2 separate regions of the Homo sapiens genome follow, and region 1 is linked to region 2. A link is a contact called in ENCODE Hi-C or POLR2A ChIA-PET data. All regions are on one chromosome and are shown on one strand. Each heading gives the region's core, a stretch centred on a gene start or an enhancer-like site at or near the end of the contact. The rest is flanking DNA. Distances are from core to core; before and after follow the strand shown. Region 1 has its middle 35 kb from the start of LINC01423. Region 2 overlaps KCNJ15 (potassium inwardly rectifying channel subfamily J member 15).

Region 1 (4,560 bases), core at 179-2,678, 33 kb after region 2:
TCAGCCTCCCAAAGTGCTGGGATTACAGGTGTGAGCCACCATGCCCAGCCCACACATATTTTTAATTAACAAATAATAACTATATATAGTTAGGGATTACAATGTGATATTTTAATACACATTTTAGAATAATTATATCAAGCTAATGATATATCCATCTCCTCACGTATTTTCTTTTTTGTAGTGAGAGCATTTAAAACCCACTCTATTAGCAGTTGTACTTTCTCTTGACAGTGTACCTCTCTGTAAACTCTGTTTAACGTGCCCACTCAGCATGTGATTTAAAGATCTGCAATGAATAAGTCCACTATGACCAACAGACTCACAGCCTCACAGCAGCCCAGAACAGTGTGCTTCTCCTTACCCCTACCCCCACAGTAAGTCTGGCTGACCTGCTACATGTTCAAATATGTTGTGGCATGTTCTATTGCCCGCGTGCCTCTTCTGCTCATACAAGCCCCACACCCCCCAAACACACAAGTCTCATGACATCTGGTCACATCTTAGATATCCAGAGAGCAAGAAATATTCATATTTGTAGGGCTCTGAATGCTAAAAACAACTTCAAATATTCAATAGTCCATGTTATACCCCATGAAAGGGTAGAGGAAGGACATATGCAGTTATCTACACTTTGCAGAAGACCCTGTAGCCCACTGACATCACTTCCAGAGTGGCCCAGTGAGCCATTGGTGGCAATCTGGGTCTTTTCCTTCTTTTCTTTTCTTTTTTTTTTTGTTGAGACAGGATCTCACTCTGTCACCTGGGCTGGAGTGCAGTGGCGTGATCACGGGTCACTGTAACAACTTCCCAGGCTCAAGCAATCCTCCCGCTTCATCCTCCTGAGTAACTGGGACTGCAGGTGTGCGCCACGATACCCGGATAATTTTTTAATTTTTTTGTAGAGATGAGGTCTCAGCTTATTGCTCAGGCTGATGGCGAACTCCTGAGCTCAAGCGATCTTCACACCTTGGCCTCCCAAAGTGTTGGGATTACAGGTGTGAGCCACTATGCTCAGTCTGGATTTTTTCCTTCTGGCCTAGTGTTTTATCTCCAAAATTTACAACATGGAAATCTCATGGTGGAGCAGATTTCCATGTGAGATGGATCAAAATTAGGGCAAAAGTGATAGCAGAATAGATAACCCAGGTGAAAGCATGAGACTGGGAGTCTGGATAAATTGCCTAAAGGCCTAACATGCTTCAAAAGGTCTGTTATTTAGAGGCTGGCAACATGAGATAAATATCCCGAAGGTAGAGAAGATATGAAGTGATCAATTGAAAAGGAAAAGGCAGAGGAGTAAGAATGCCATTCATCAAGACAGAAACAGAATCCACATCCCTGCTGTTCATCTAAGCAGAGACAAACGGTTGACCAAAGACTAGACATGGGGTGACTAAGATTAAGAAATCCTACAGAAAAGTCAAGATGAACAAGCATTCAGTTCTCAAGTCCTCACATTCATTATGATTGCATCATATGAGGCTCAGAAAAGTTGAGTAATTTGTCCAGTTACCCATCTACCAAGGCGTAAAGCCAGGAGTGGCCAACATAAAAGCCTGGCTTCCTCTCCATGTTTTGTCCTGCCTCCCAGGTGGGCCATTACAGGGTGCATCCAAAAAAGCATAGGTGATTTGGTGGTTGATGCTCTTGGAGCCAAAGCAGCATTTGCTTTGTGCTCAAGTGTTTCCATCAAGTGAAAACAAAGCCATGGTTGAATTGCGGTGTCACCACAGACGACTTGCGGGCGTTGAATTCATGCAATGCAAATAATAAGGGATTGTGCCAGTGTGCCTCCCATTGTGAATAGAGCAGTGAGCTTTCAACTGAATGTTTTGCTGAGTTCTAAAAACCTGATTTGTAAGGATTTATACTGGGCTTCTCAGAGAGGCTTTAGGGTAGGTAATTATTTTAAGGTCTTGGCTGATTGAGTCAAGCGGCAAAGAGAGCTTTGTAGAGACAAGCAAACACTGCAGAATCAGTGCAGCTGGCTGGAATCCGATACTGAGCTTACAGGGCCTAAAGGGAGCAGGTGAGTGGTCCCAGCACAAGCAGTCACTGCAATTACAGTGACCAGGCCCGGGGAAGGAAGGCTCAAGACCCAGACACCAAGAAAAGCTAGAAACACAGGGCAAGAGAACAAGGGGTCTTAGAAGCTGACTCTAGAAAGATGTTCTGACAGATTGCTCTTGGCACTAGGGAAGACCTGCCTACAAATCTCTCCATTTCACAAGCAGATAAATAAAGAGGGGCAAATAGGAGAGGAGTGGAGTATGAACCCACAACACATGACGGAGATCAAGGAAGTAGAGCTTCAGGAGCAGAGACCCAGACCCAGGGCCTTCAAATCAAGGGCAGGACTCTGTCCTTAATAGGAGTCAGGAAGAAGGGAAGCAAGACAAAAATCCTACTGCAGGGACAGAAAAATGAAGGCTGGAACTCAAGTGCAAAGAGGCTGGCCAACACAGGAAAGGAACTGGGTAAAATACTGGGGCTTCCTCATTGGAAAGAAGGATTTGTGGCAAGCTGGACCTGGACAAGGTACACTTGTTAAGGAGTCAATGGCTCGTAACATCTTCATCTCTCCTCAGTAGGAATCAGAGCCGGAAACCACAATTTCTATTTCAGTGCTTCCCAGGGCAAGAATTGGCAGCCAGAAGGCAAGCACATCATCACAGCCTGAAGTGCATATTTCATCATCAGATGAAGCGGTTTCTCGCATCATTTATTATTTACCCAGTCACTTTAACAACCACCTGATCTCTGAGACAGGTCCGTGGAGTGTTGTGGTCTCCACATTAATATTTATTTAGCGATGGACATTGTACTAGGAAATAAAAGCAGATTCCTAAAAGAGCTATGTTATTTGTATTTTTCGAGGGCTGCCATAATAACTGCAAACGGTGGTTTAGAACAATTCATTGTATCACATTTCTGGAGGTCAAAAGTCTGAAGGAGGACCATGCTCCCTCTGAGGTATTTTCGCTGGTCTCTCCCAGCTTCTAGTAGGCTCAGGAGCTCCTTGGTTTGTAGGAGCATAATTCTATAATTCTAATCTCTGTCTTCATGTGCACATGGTGTTCTCACATCAGCTTCCCTTTGTGCCTGTCTCTGTGTCCAAATTGCCCCCTTTTTATAAGGACTCCAGTCATGTTGGATTAGGGACCACCCTAATGACCTCATTTTAATTTGACTACCTTTCTAAAGATCCTATTTCCAAATAAGGTCACATTCTGAGGTACTAGGGGGTTAGGGTTTCAACATATCTTTTTGGGAGGATACAATTCAACCCATAACACTATTCTTTCCCATCCATTTCATCACCAATTGATCTACCTTCAACCTTCCTTCTAATCAGAATCATACTCATATAAATAAACCAGAATAAGATTCTTTGCTTTGGAAGAGACAGAAGCTTTCTCTGGGTTACTGTAACTGTCCTGAATTTCCTATTTCTGCAGAATGGACAGAAAAAGCTGACTTCTAGCAGACATTCTATTATAGTTTGACCATAGCCACATGGGAAGTTATGCCAGTGGACATTCCTTTGGAGACAGTTTCTGGTTCTTAGTGCAGAGAGCAAAGAACATTCTTCCTTGGAAATTGCCTCCACTATTTTGTAAACAGGAGAGGACTTTTCAAACCTGGTTTTCAAACAGCCAGAGACTAATTGTGCCCTCTCCAAGTTAATCATATACTGGGCTTCCTCTCTCAACTGCTCTCACAAAGCTTGCTGATTTCTCAATAGCACTGAGATACTTGAAAATAATTGATTTCTAGATGCCTTTCATAATTCTGGCTCTGCCATTGTCGTCATTTTGTGTCTCCTACTATAAAGGTTAGGGAAAACCCTTGCTTGGCAAGCCAGCAACTCAGGTATGTTGCCTCAAGGTGATTCTGCATCCATCACTGGACCACCAGCTGAGGTCCCCACACTTGCTTTGCTTTGCTGAGTCAAGTCGCACCCCATTGTTTTGAGAATAATGCTCTTATGTGTTGCATTTCTCCCCAAACCTCTCCTCATCCAGTGCCGGAAACGTGAGAGCTACCCTTGCTTTCTCCCACTCCCTCATCACCTGTATCTAATTCATCACAAATCCCCGTCCACGCTACCCCTGGCATTGCTCTCAAGTCAGTTTCTTCTCTTCCATTCTAATCTCCCGGTGCTTAGTTCTGGCCACCATCATCATCATCATCACAATATATGTTTTTAAAAAGGCACATTTCACACTGGCTACCCTGTTTCTAGTCTTTCTCCTTCCCAATCTATTCTCCACACTGTACCCAGTGTGGTCATTCTAAAATAGAAGTCCGATCATATTACTCTTTCACTCAAAACCCAACCTCCAGATAAAGGGCAAGTGTCCAGACATTGGACTCATGCCTCTCCTTGATCTTGCTCCTGGTAACCTCCTCCCTTGTCATCTCTTTCCCTTGCGCTCTACTTTCAAACATCCTGAACTCTTTGCAATCCCCCAGTGCTGAAGGTTTTTCCTCCTCCTGCAGCCTCTGGGATATTGGTTATGCTTCTCCTTTCTGGGATGCTACCACCCCAACCCT
Region 2 (4,604 bases), core at 1,045-3,544:
TTCAGTTTAACCCGCATCACCTTTTAAAATTCATTGCCAGTGTAGTTCCCAATATGGCCTCATACTAACTTCAGATACCCCAGTGTATCTGAAGAAAGTAATCCCAGCTACTTGGGAGGCTGAGGCATGAGAATTGCTTGAACCGGGGAGGCAGAGGTTGCAGTGAGCCAAGATCACTCCACTGCACTCCAGCCTGGGCGACAGACCGAAACTCCGTCAAAAAAAAAAAAAAAAAAAAAAGCAAAAAGCAAATGGGAAACTTTTTTTTGAAAAGATCAGAGGCTCCCTTTTTAAAAGAGCAGAGCTCAGGCTCTTACTCACATCCCTGTGCCCCACCAAAATATTCTGATTTTATTGTCCTGTGTCAGAGCCAAGGCATTAGTTCATTTTAAAATCCCCCTAGGTGAATCTCATAGGCAGCCATGGTTGAAAGTCGCTGATAATTGATAAACCCTATGGCCCAATCAATTGGGAGTACTTGAAACATACTTTGCCACCCCATAGTTTTGCCTGGGCAATTCCCCTTGTCTGTAATCTTCTTTCTCCTATTTTTTTTTCCTACAGAAAACACATGATAACTTCTTTGATTTTTCCAGTTAGAAGGAATCAGTCCTCCTCCTGGAAATCCTTAATACCTTTTAATATATCATATTCATTCATGTGATCTAGGCAGACCTTGTGTTAGATATGGACAAAATGGAGAGAAATAAGACAAGGTCCTTGTCTTTAAGCAGCTTACAGTCTTGCCAGCTCACTGGTTACACATGAACTAGTGAGTATCAACTTTTATGATAGAAGTGTCCATGGGATACTGTTAAGGCATGAAGGAGCCTATTCTGCTTGGCATGATAACAATTTATGTATATGTCATCTCTTATATCAAATGGTATACTTTCGAGGGCTAAGATCATGCATCTCTCACCTTTACGTATTTCAAAGACCACAGTAGTATAAAATGTTTGCTGAATAAATGAGCAAATGAATGATGTTTTGGTAATTAGGAGTCACTGGGGAATAATGGCAGCTCTTAGGAAATGGTACCATAGTTCCATTCTTGGGGTAGGGCTGGGCGTGTCCCCATGGAGTTCACAGAACTATGTCATAATTTCAGTACTAAATTATGTGTGTTTTACAGTTTCTCTCAATCACCCATTCTATGTTTTATTTAAAATGGTAATAGGAATAGCATGTTAGAAACTGGGTCCTGTACTCATTAACAAAAAGAAGGGAGCAACAGACATTGGGGTCTACTTGAGGGTGGAGGGTGAGAGGAAGGAGAAGCAGAAAAGAGAACTATTGGGCACTGGGCTTAATACCTGGGTGTTGAAATAACCTTTACAACTAACCCCCATGACACAAGTTTATCAATGTGACAAACCTTCATACCCTTTTTTTGGTACCCCGAACCTAAAATAAAAGTTTAAAAAATTATATTTTAGAATATATTCAAAAAGTAGGATATTATTTCTCAAAGAAAACATCTGAATTCATACTTTAAAAATATTTTTTAAAACTTGAAGTTTGATCAAGGCATTTACATCCTAGGAGACAAAAGCAATCATTTCAGTATGCATTCTAGATTTATCAACTGCATACATATTTTAGGAAGATTTTAAGATATTTCAATATAATATCTAAAAATGACCACTTAATTTTAGTAAAAAGAGACTCCCACCTTCTGGTAATTGACAATTACTATGGTCTGAGAGTGTTTAGATTAAAAAATTGTGTGTGTGTGTGTGTGTGTAAAATTATCACAGGAAAATCAATACATCAATAGTAGCACCAAAAAAGAAAAAAAAAAGGAAAGAAACTAGGTCCTATTTTTCATGACTAAGAAGTTGACAATGGTCTTTCCAAATTAAGACTCGGCATCTTTGATTTTTGTAAACATATCCTGGAGATCGAATGTGAACATTTGATGGCTGATGGGAAGAATTGAGGAGGATTAGGGGAGCACTTGACTTTGCCATGATTCTCAAGTTAAATCCTTGGACCTCTTAAAGATGTTGTTGATGAAGCTGCTAAAATGGTCACCAGATGAATATAAACAAGTAGGACCCGCAGTAATTTCCAGGCTAATTTTGTGCACGTGCGTTTAGGGGCGAGTCAAATTAAATGAATGAGGAGCTGATGTTCATGTGAAAGTAATTACTCTCCTCCAGTAGAAATCCTAATCCTACAAGTAACTGCAGAAATAATTAATCATAACTAAGAAGCAAACCACTCTCAGGGAGAAAAGCTGTATCTGAACTTCCACGTGCTCTTGGAGGATACGGGTGATTCACGGCATAAGAGTCATCTACCAAGTCATCTGCAAGAGCGAGTGCAGCTTCCAAGAGGGTCTGAGTCAGAACAGATAAAAGGAAGTTCTTCTTAACTCAGAAGATTTCAACACTGGGGAAGCTCATTTCCCACAGAGATAGAAAAATGTGCACTATAAATCACTCTCAAAAAGCAATTTAGACAACTACGCAGGTAATGATAAATGCATGGAGAGCACTCACATGTTTTGGGTTGTGTTTTTGACCTTCATTCATTCTTTATAGATTATTAATCCACGGATTAAGTCATTGACTCATTTATAGTCATGAGTCATTAAAACTTTTCTGGAGCATCTACCACATGCCAGCAACTGTGCTACTTAGGGTACAAAGGTGGACATGGCCCAACCCCTGCCCTCAAAGAACTTCTAGGGAACACTGACTTTGCAGGCATGATTCCGTCTGCATCACGCATCAGTAAACAGCTATGTGTACTGTAGGGTATTGAGACACAATGACGTTCCCTCTGCTCAGCTCATCACCACAACCAATGTGTAGGAGCTTGCTTTTTGAGACCCAGCGGTGCTTTCTATAACTGGAAGATTCCAAGTTTCCTTTGCTTCCATTTATGCATTCAGCAGACATTAAGGCCCTGCTAGAACCTAGGCATTGGCATGTACAAGATGAGATATGGCAGCTTGCATTCCAGTGGAAGGTGGTGGGGTGTGATGGATGAAGAGCTGGCTTTTGAGTCAGACTACAATCTTAAACATTGTCGCCACTACTAGCTAGTTGTGTGACCCTAGGCAAATGCTTTAACTTATCTAGCCTCCATTTACTTATTTTTACCAGCATTACTCTGAAGTGTGGAGTTATACATACATGAGCTGCCGACACAGTACTAGTTACATATTCATTCTCAACTAGTGGCAGTTGTTGGTTGGATCATTATTATAATTAAATATACACAAGCAAAACAGATATCTCTAGTACACTGAGATAAATATTCTGGGAGACAGAAGCATAGGCAATCATGTAGAGAAAGCCCCAAACCCATGGGAACAGGTGGAGAAAGCACCTACCTAGAAAGGGTAACACCCCAAAGGATAGACATGAGAACGCTGGCCAAGACAGGAGGTGGGCTTTCGGGCAGATGGCATGGCATCAAGTCAATCAATAGAGGACTAATCCATCTGGGCAACTGCAAGTCATTCTGCATGACCTGACCAGGTAACAACCTAAGGAGTGGCTGGCACTAAGGCAGGTGGGGCCAGTTTCTGAAGGGTCAGTTTCAGGAGCTGAGGCTTTGGTTTGTAGACAATGGGGCCACTAAGCTGGGCGGCAGAGTGCTTTAGGGACACCACTGAGGAGGGACTATGAAGGATGCTATAGAGAGAGGACAACTTGAGATGGGGACCTCAATTATGAGCCTGTGCTGTCATGCAAGAAATAAAGTATGTGGATCTAAACCAAGGCAGTGTCACCCAAGAAAGAAAATGTGTGGATCTAAACCAACGCAGTGACAGTGGGAAGGGAGAAAATGGACAGCTTCAAGGGATGTTGGGGTAGACTCGGGGTGCTGAGTATTTTTCAGTGCCTGAGGGTCTACGGGAGGAAGGGAGTTGCCCTGGGTAATGGATAATGAAGCTAGGCTGGGTCTAATTTGGGGTGTTTGTGGGCAATCAAAGGGAGGAACCACACACAGTTGACTGTTGTTCTGGCAGTCTTGCAAGAGCAATCTGGAACACAAAAAGTCTAGGCTTCATGAACTACAAAGGTAACATCTGAAACCATGGGAGTAGATGCAGGAGTGTGTCTTTAGTGAAAATAAAATAGTTGGAGCATGGAGCCTTGGAGAAAATGCCACTTCAAGATTGGCAGAAGAGGAAGAACCTACAGATGGAACTGAGAAGGCATCAGAAAAGTAGAGGTCAAGTTGAGAGAAGAGAGTAGCAGCAGACTGAAATGCTATGGAAATATCAAGGAAGATAAGGAATGAAATGTATTTGCCAGCTGAGTTGTAAGTAACTCTGACCAAGTGGAGTGGTGAGCTGAGAGGTTACTCTCTTGGTTGAAGAGTAATCACCCAGCCCTCAAGGAAGTGGAAGCAAAGTATCGCTTCTGTCCTTTTTAAAGCTCTTCTCCATATCATTGACTCTGCTCCCCAAAGCTTGGCTTTTAGTGAAAGCCATTCTATTTAGACAAACTCATTGTCTCTCCTCTCAACCCCAAGACAAGCATTTTGATCTCTTTAACTCCATGGGTTTTATTACCAATGAATGAAATAGGACATGGCACACAGAGCAGACAGAAGGCCATTGCCAAGGTCTTTCAACTGGG

Evidence for each region. Hi-C counts contacts between places; a loop is a spot of excess contacts on that map. ChIA-PET counts read pairs that join two places held with the same protein, here RNA polymerase II (POLR2A). Pooled maps may share reads with other maps.
Region 1: a map of CD14-positive monocyte shows a loop between it and region 2 (2.0-fold over the local background). The contact joins two enhancer-like sites. A Hi-C loop is called at or near these places in 5 of 168 maps with a recorded cell type or tissue (CD14-positive monocyte, PC-3 and aorta), 7 of 37 single-sample maps with no recorded cell type and 12 of 50 pooled maps. POLR2A ChIA-PET finds 5 or more read pairs at or near these places in 9 of 52 experiments (A549, AG04449, AG04450 and 6 more).

The regions. Positions count from the first base shown.
Region 1 is chr21:38,309,288-38,313,847 of GRCh38, forward strand. No RefSeq gene overlaps it. Among named protein-coding and RNA genes, the nearest start is that of LINC01423, 35 kb to the right of the region's middle. Within about 2 kb of position 1,429, at least 3 of the 41 ENCODE cell types and tissues checked have a DNase peak (open chromatin) inside an H3K27ac peak, as active enhancers do; they include CD14-positive monocyte, where a contact is called at or near this core.
Region 2 is chr21:38,275,302-38,279,905 of GRCh38, forward strand. All of the region lies in intron 1 of KCNJ15 (potassium inwardly rectifying channel subfamily J member 15), which reads left to right. Among named protein-coding and RNA genes, the nearest start is that of KCNJ15, 21 kb to the left of the region's middle. RefSeq lists an enhancer at 2,061-3,260. Within about 2 kb of position 2,295, at least 5 of the 41 ENCODE cell types and tissues checked have a DNase peak (open chromatin) inside an H3K27ac peak, as active enhancers do; they include CD14-positive monocyte, where a contact is called at or near this core.